2 separate regions of the Homo sapiens genome follow, and region 1 is linked to region 2. A link is a contact called in ENCODE Hi-C or POLR2A ChIA-PET data. All regions are on one chromosome and are shown on one strand. Each heading gives the region's core, a stretch centred on a gene start or an enhancer-like site at or near the end of the contact. The rest is flanking DNA. Distances are from core to core; before and after follow the strand shown. Region 1 holds the start of KAZN (kazrin, periplakin interacting protein). Region 2 has its middle 82 kb from the start of KAZN.

What was found. A loop is a pair of places that touch in the nucleus more often than their neighbours do. ChIA-PET counts read pairs that join two places held with the same protein, here RNA polymerase II (POLR2A). Pooled maps may share reads with other maps.
Region 1: a map of GM12878 shows a loop between it and region 2 (2.3-fold over the local background). The contact joins the promoter of KAZN here to the enhancer-like site in region 2. A Hi-C loop is called at or near these places in 1 of 168 maps with a recorded cell type or tissue (GM12878), 3 of 37 single-sample maps with no recorded cell type and 3 of 50 pooled maps. POLR2A ChIA-PET finds 5 or more read pairs at or near these places in 1 of 52 experiments (WTC11).

Annotation. Positions count from the first base shown.
Region 1 is chr1:14,596,924-14,600,948 of GRCh38, forward strand. It overlaps KAZN (kazrin, periplakin interacting protein), which reads left to right and starts at 1,762. Exons shown (of 15, transcript NM_201628.3): 1 at 1,762-2,300. The coding sequence starts at 2,075. RefSeq lists a silencer at 2,429-2,588.
Region 2 is chr1:14,515,080-14,518,989 of GRCh38, forward strand. It overlaps a transcript of KAZN not described here. Among named protein-coding and RNA genes, the nearest start is that of KAZN, 82 kb to the right of the region's middle. RefSeq lists enhancers at 1,848-3,047, 2,195-2,464. Within about 2 kb of position 2,481, at least 5 of the 41 ENCODE cell types and tissues checked have a DNase peak (open chromatin) inside an H3K27ac peak, as active enhancers do; they include GM12878, where a contact is called at or near this core.

The DNA.
Region 1 (4,025 bases), core at 512-3,011, 81 kb after region 2:
GATATTTGTTTTGGACATATACCTAGGAGTGGATTTGCTGGGTCGTATGGTAATCCTATGTTTAACTGTTCAAGGAACTGCTAATATGTTTTCCACAATGGCTGCACCACGGCATCCCCCTTTTCAAGACCCACACAGCTCTGTAGTTTTGATGCTCTCCCCATAACGTAACTGAAAGACTGCAAAGAACTGAATCCTGGTTTGCAGATACACTAAGCAGTTCTAAGTGCCTTGGTTGGTCCAGTTGGTAAGAACTTGTGTTAATGAGGTTAAGGTCAGGGTTCGATCCCCGAACTGACCCATTAGCTGAGCAGAGCGGACAGAGTGAAGAATTGTGTCTTCCTGCCACATGCTCCACCATCAAATCCTGCCCTCTTGCAAAAGCTTGTTAGTGGTCACAGGGGAATGGAGCAAGACTGTTTTTATGGTTCCACAGAAAAGGGGGGAGAAATCTATCATCCAAGGCCTCCTGAAGGCGCAGCAGGAGGAACTTGCAATCAGATGATTACTTTCTTCCAGTCCCGCTGTCACCTGGTTTCTGCGGGCCCCTTAAGTAAATTGCTTAACCCTATGCAGAGCCTCAGTTTCCTTATCCCTAAAATGGGAATAATAATCCTCACTCACAAGAGATAAGAATGCATATAAAAGCACTCTACACGCAGTTTTTGCTTGGTTCTTATGGGCTTCCTGTAAGAACCTGAAGGGTGGGCAGCCTCATTTTTCCTCGCAGCACCCCACTGGCTTCTGCAATCTGCTCTTTGCTGCTCTCCGGAGGTTGACTGAGCTGGAATGATGGCGCCCTGTTGACCAGAGGGTTGCTGGCTGTTTTAAATTGTCCTATTTGCATGGAATGAAGTTTGCTATGGTAACAAGGTCTGGTGGCTGGAATCCAGGGCCCCAGTGAAAAATGCAAAGCCTGTGGTCTGGGAGAGAAAGAGGAGCTGGAGAGGGCATATCAACGTCAGGTTACCTCAGTTCTTCTGTGAAGAGGGGATGGGTAAACTGAGGCAGCAGGGCTCAACTCTTCTGCTCCCAGTAGAAGAAAGGGAAGAAGCCCCATCGACGCCTTCCTTCTTATCTCTCAACCTCATCTCTGTCCCCGCCAATATTCAGCCCGGCTAAGAAGCTTAGGAGCTGGCTAAGGCTGCTCCTCCACCTGGATGCACACACAGGGCTAGGGCTGTGGAGAGGCGGGAGCACCAGCGGCCCACGCCGAGGAAGATAGGCGCTCCCTCCTGGGGTGGGCAGCGCAGGTCTGGCCTGCGGGTGGGGGGTGGAGAGTGAGAGGCACGCGGGGCACCAGCTCAGCTCCCCTCTGGGGATTTCGTACTCGCAGTTTAAGGAACCGGTGGAGCACGAACTCCACTCCTGAGCTGGCGCAAGCGTCTCCCTTCCATGGAGATCCACCCCGGCTCCCCTCTGAGGCCCCCTTTCCAAGCACCCTCTCTTCCGAGCACCCAGCACCTCCCCAACCTTAGCACGGCTCGGGGCACCAGTTCTCCAGGGCGGGGGCTGCCCCACCGCTCAAGGGAGGGGACAGAGGGCCGGCCTCGGTCCAGGCGACCCCTGCCCCTCGCCAGGGGCGCCACCTTGGCCCCCTCCCGACTGCCGTCCGCCGCCTCCGCCCCCCCGGGGGGTGTGTCTCCGAAGTACGGGGGCGCGGGAGGCCAAGGGTGCCCCCAGCCTCCGACCGAGACCCCCTCCCGAGCCGGCGGCGAATGGTAGGCTCCATTTAAAGAGTGCCTGGTGGCGCGCGGTGTCCTTCTTGGAGCAGCTCTCGGCGCCCGCCCGCCGGGGTCTCGGCGATCGCTGCTCCTCCTCCTCCTTCTCCTCCTCTTTTTTCTCCTCCGCCTCCTCCCCCCGCCGCCTCGCCACCGCCGCGGCTAGGGCTGGAGGCGCCGCTGTCATTCCTGTGCCGGAGGAACCGGCGCTGCCGGTGCCTGGGGGTCGGGGCGCGGGCGAAGCCGGGCCGCGGAGGACACAACAGGTAGAGCCGGGGGTGCCCGGCCGCGCGCCCCCCGCGCATCATGCAGCTCTTTGTCACCTCTCTCGCCCCCAGGCCAAAATCCTGAGCATGATGGAAGACAATAAGCAGCTCGCGCTCCGCATCGATGGGGCGGTCCAGTCGGCCAGCCAGGAGGTGACCAACCTGCGAGCCGAACTCACGGCCACCAACCGGAGACTGGCGGAACTGAGCGGCGGCGGCGGCCCCGGCCCGGGCCCGGGAGCCGCGGCCAGCGCCTCGGCGGCGGGGGACTCGGCGGCGACGAACATGGAGAACCCCCAGCTTGGAGCGCAAGGTAGGATCGCCCCGGCGCCCAGGGCGGAGGAAGGCGAGCAGAGCACGCCCGGCCTCGGAGGTGGCCGGGGACCCGGGGTCCCCCACACCCGGGGCGAAATCGCTTTGCATTCTGGCTTGTAACCCTTTCCGCCCGGCGGTGGCCACCGCTGCTCTCCGGCTGGGAGTTGCAGGCTGCTGTCATTCACGAAAACCCGAGCGCAGTGTGCACGGGGTCACACGGTCACACCGGCCCCGGCCAGCCTGAGCGAGGCGCAGCCGGCGGGTCCCTTCCGGCATCAGAAAGTGCCCTTTCCGTGGCACCAGCCCCCTAGCTCCGTGCAAACTTTTCATGCCGGGGCCTTTTCCCCACCCCCCGCAGGGGTGAATGGCACAGTTCCCCCCACTTCCTTAGGCTCCTTCCCAGAGAGAGCTCCGGGCTCTGCCGCCGTGGTTGGGATAGAGGATTGCACTGCTGTGCACTTTTCTCCGCGGATGCCAAATCCCTTGGCTCAGTTGCATCTGGACTTTATTTTCTTCTCATTTGAGGTCTCTCAGGCATTGGAATCTATAGATGCAACAGTAGATGCTCAGCTCAGCAGGGAGTTTAAATTTCCGCAAATATAAACACCGAGAGCACTTTCCAGGGGGATACTGTAGACCTCAAAGGTTGAGCGGTAGAGAAATGAAGGCTTAGGGTGGTGGGCTGCAGGGAGCCCGTTTGAAGGGACTCTGCGGTTTAGAGAAGAGGAAGAAAAAGACAGTTGGTTTGTGTTCACATTGACAGAGATTAAGCTCTGAAACCCCCTGCAAGACATAAAGGCGGATGGGGCATTCCCTAAAATGTACTGTTTGGTTTCTGTGACTTAGAAAGTAAAAGGGTAAGCAGGCTTTGGGGGATTTTTTTTTTCTTTTTGCCTAATTGCCCTTTAAGAAACAGTATCACTGGTTATTAATATCATTTGAATTGCAAATTAAACTGCTGAAATCCAGAACAGGACAGAAACAAATCTCCAGTCCATGAGGTCCACTTGTCTAAATATGTCACTTGAAGTGCAAGGTACCAATTGCTCAGTGGCTCAAAATGATTTTCTGGTTCTGTTGTCATTTCAAGAGCTTCTCTTGAGGGTTGAGAGAGTCTGTTTTCCTAAGAATCTGGTTCTCTCCATCAGTCTCTGTTTCCACCTTATCTTCCTGGGAAGGTGTGCTTTCTTTGAGGTGAGATGTGAAGCCTGCCCACGTGCAGTTTTATGTCGAATTCCAAGTCAGATCTTAACTTGGTACTCCCGGAGCCTGTTGGAAGTCTTAGGAATTGGGGGGAGTACTTTGGTAAGGAAGTAGCCATGACGTAATGGTGAGAAGGTGTTGTGGTCCTAGTGCTTGCTGCAAGCTTGACATGTGGTTATTCTTGTCATCCTTGCAATGTCATTGTGTGCGAAAGAACATTCTCCACTGGAACCTGTGCAAAAAAAAAAAAAAAAAAAAAAGACAGACTGCAAGGTAATGCTTCACTTTTTATAGGCAGAGGCTCTGCTAACATTAAAGAAATAGCTAAGAACTGGCATTTTGCTAAGAATCAAAAGCTGTATAGTAAAGGACACTGAACAATGCTCGTTTATTTCCCACTGTCTGCCCCTTTCTCCGCGAAGGAAAAGTTAAGTGGCTTTTTATCTGAGTCCTGGGTCTGGTTGTAGACTGGGCAGGCTAAGGCAGTCAACGCAGTAATGATGTCCACATGCTCAACTTG
Region 2 (3,910 bases), core at 1,231-3,730:
AGAATGGACAAAAATTAGAAGACAGATTTTTCCCTAAATCCACCTGACACTAGGTCATAATTCTCTCTCTTACCAATGAAATCAGGAAAATGAACATTTAATGACCTTGTGCTATCAACTCTCTCCTACATGATCTTGCTTAATCCTTAAAGCCCCCGACACACCCAGATTATCCTATTTTCAAGTGAGAGGACCGTGAATTTAAGCAACTTGTCCAATGTTCCTCAGCTAGAAAATGGCATAACTGGGATTCCAATCCAATCGCTGTAGGAAACAATCACTGAATGCCTGATACTTGCGAGGCAGTGTGAATGCAGCAGGAGGGATGGGAGCAGGGCATGTTCATGACATGGAAGCGGCTGTCAGTCCCACCGTATGTGGGAACCACACAGGCCCATAAACAAAGCACTTGGGAAACCCGGAAGCAGCAGAATCTTCAATGCAGGAGCTGGCTTCTGCCTCCCCTCCATCCTTCTCCTGTTCTACCATCCCGGCCTCACTCACTGAGCTCCAGGCCACTAACCTCCTTTCTGGTCCTCAGCCACACCCTGTTTAGGGGCTGCCTTAGGGGCTTTCCCTGGAGCCCTTGTCCCCATGAGACCTTCATTGCTGTTTTTTCTCAAGTCTTAGCCACTACCACCTCACCAAGTCTTTGTGACTGCTTGACCAAAGGGCTCTCCCTTCCACCACCAGCCGTTTTATAACCTATCAGTCTGCTTGGTTTTCTTCATGGCTCAAATGGTTCTTACTTCTCCTGGAAATGCTTCTGTTCATGCATTGGGTCCCTTGCTTATTTTGCATTTCTCCCAACTAAAAAGAAATCCTAGACCCAGCATGGTCTCACGTAAGCTCCATGAGACCACAAAATCCTGTGTGCCTTCTTTACTCCTTCTTTACTCCTGTATCACTAGGGCCTAAACAGGAGATTTTTCTTTTAACAGAAAAATAGTAAATTAGTAAGATGGTACTCCAACTGCCTGGCCAACCAGGTTCTAGAAACTGTGTTCTGGTCTGAATTCTCAGGTGTTTCGCTTGAGCAGCAAGTCGAACGTAAATTAACTGAAAAACAGCAGGATTTAGTCTTTCTGTCTGCTTCTTTGATGGTGCTGAAGGTTAGAGCAGGTTACAGAGCAAAATAACCAGCTCTGATGTCATTCCCTGCTCTCTCTCATGATCTCTCTGCCCTCCTTTTCTCTGTGTTGGCTTTACTCTCTAACAGGCTCTCCCTCGTGGTGGTAAGATGATCAACAGCATCAGCAGCATCTCTTCTCACCGGCAGATCAGAGTGGTTTAGGTGAACTGACCCAAGCCCTTGGATGTAGAGAGAGGAACAAGACCTAGGCCTGGTCAACCAGCATTTCCATGCCCTTGACCACAGTGATTGGCTCAGAGATGAGCACATGACCCACGTCAGGCTAATGAGACTCAAGTCTATGAGTTTATGCAAAGTGTTAGGAAGCAGAGTTCTCTTCTGCGAGAAACAACAGACTCTTAACAAATATTTACTGAGTCAAGGGTCAATGAATGAGTGACTGATGTTGGAGTCATTTTATTGTATCAAGGTATTTGTCTTGTATGTTTGAAGCTCTGACTCTGTTCCCAACTGTCAGCTCCTTGAGGGCAGGCACCATGCCATCTCCCTTCCTATTTCCAAAGGGGGAAAAATAAATCAGTCCTTACCTATTGGTTCCTGTCCTTTTCCCATCCACAGCTCCATTTCTCTAACAAGAACCAGCCTTCTTCTTCTTTTCTATCACCTTCAATTTCTGCACATAGACTTTCTCGGTAAGAAAAGGCAGTCAACAAAATGTGTGTTTTAAATCATCTGTGTTCTCCTAGAAGTAAAGAATCTCATTGTAGTGGTGGTTGTTTTGCCTGCCAGGTACCCATTTACTAGTTTTCTGATATAAAACATTGCTCTTACTTTAGGGAACCATCTCTTCTCACTGGCAGGTCACAGTGGTTTAGGTGAACTGACCCAACCCCTTGGATGCAAAGAGACAGAGAGAGGCATAATACCTACACCTGGCCAACCAGTGTTTTCCATTACCTTGGCCACAGTGATTGGCTCAGAGATGACCGTGTGACCCATGCCAGGCTATGAGACTCAAGTCTATGAGTTTATGCAAAGTGTTAGGAAACAGAGTTCTCTTTTTCTGTGGGAATCGTGAAGCTCGTAGAATGTAAGCAAGTTGCTGCTGATGCTGGTGATCATCTTACCACCAAGAGGGAGAGCCTATTAGAAAGTAAAGCCAACACAGAGAAAAGGAGGGCAGAAAAATCATGAGAGAGAGCAGGGAATGACATCAGAGCCCCTTGATCCAGCCACACCCGAAGCTAAATCTGCCCCTGGACTTTCCAATTTGTGAGCCAGTAAAAATCCCTTGTTCTAACTTACTCAGTTTGAGTCATTTCCAACCAAAAGGTTAATGCAGAAATCAAACTGACAATAAGAAGCCTGGAACACATGCCTTAGCGCCATTTGTGACTCACAGCATGAGCTTAAGCTCTTCCAGTCCTGCACAGACAACAAGTCGGGCTACAATCATGAGAAACACCTTAGAGCAAAAGCTGGAAATATTTGGGTAGAAAAGAACATTTGTTTATCTTCCAGCTCATACACAGTGGATGTGCAATCCTAATCTCTTTTTAAAGGGCAGTTCTTTGGAACAGGATGCTGCTTAAATACCAGGTCCACACAGCTGCCAAGAGGAACATCATCCAGTTATTATTTTTCAACAGCAGTGAAGTGGATGGATGGCTCCACATTTTCTCATTGCCATAAAACAAAGCAGAAGAATATAAGCCATTTTAGCTGTAAGTGTGTGCTCAGCCCCTGGGAACAATGAGAAGGAAATAGAGTACAGGAAATGAAGCTAACATTGCCAAGCACCTACTGTCTGTTTCAGAATGAGTGATGGGTGTTTTACACTCATTTTTGGGATTGGAGTTCTGGGTTCAAGCCCAAGGTCTGCCACTGACTGGCTACAGGACCTTGAACAAGCCACTTATTTGCTCTGGCCTTTCACGTTAAATGGGGTAGTTAGTCTCTGTCATTATCAGAGAGCCATGCTTGGTAACTGGAGTCTTTTTGAAGGCTTTTTTTTTTTTTTTTTTTTTGGGCAGAGTCTCGCTGTGCCACCCAGGCTGGAGTGCAGTGGCACAATCTCCACTGCAACCTCCATCTCCCAGGTTCAAGCGATTCTCCTGCCTCAGCCCCCTGAGTAGCTGGGACTACAAATGCGCACCACCACGCCCAGCTAATTTTTGTACTTTTAGTAGAGACAGGATTTCGCCATGTTGGCCAGGCTGGTCTCCAACTCCTGACCTTAGGTTATCCGCCCGCCTCAGCCTCCCAAAGTGTTGGGATTATAGACATGAGCCACTGCACCCAGCCTGTTTGAAATCATTTTTAAAGAAAAAGTAAGAAAGCATTAGGAATGTCAGCTGATTAGAGTCCCAGGTGATGAATTTGCCAAGGAAGAGATGATCTGCTCTCGTCGCTTCATCTACAATATTTGGGCTGATGAATACAGCCTTCCCATTGCTGTTGAGCTGTGTGACAGTGCTCGTAGGAGCTCCTGCCCTGACATCAAACAGCCCGGCTTCCCGTCCAGGCTCCAGCACTACCACACTGTGTGTCCTCCATCAAGCCTCCATTTTCTCATCAGCAAGATGGTGAAAATACAAGGCTATTAGGAGAATCAACATAGATACTATATTTTGAGAGCTGTGCACAGTGCCAAGCACGTAGGTGCTCAATAATTGCTAGTAGTTAATATTTTGAGAGCCAAATCTGATGCTTTTATTGGAATGTGCTAGATCTGAAAATGCTAGAAGCAGGGATGGAAGGCAAGTTTCATCTGCATGGGGACCCAACTTCGGAGATCCTGTTGCTCTAGGGACCCTG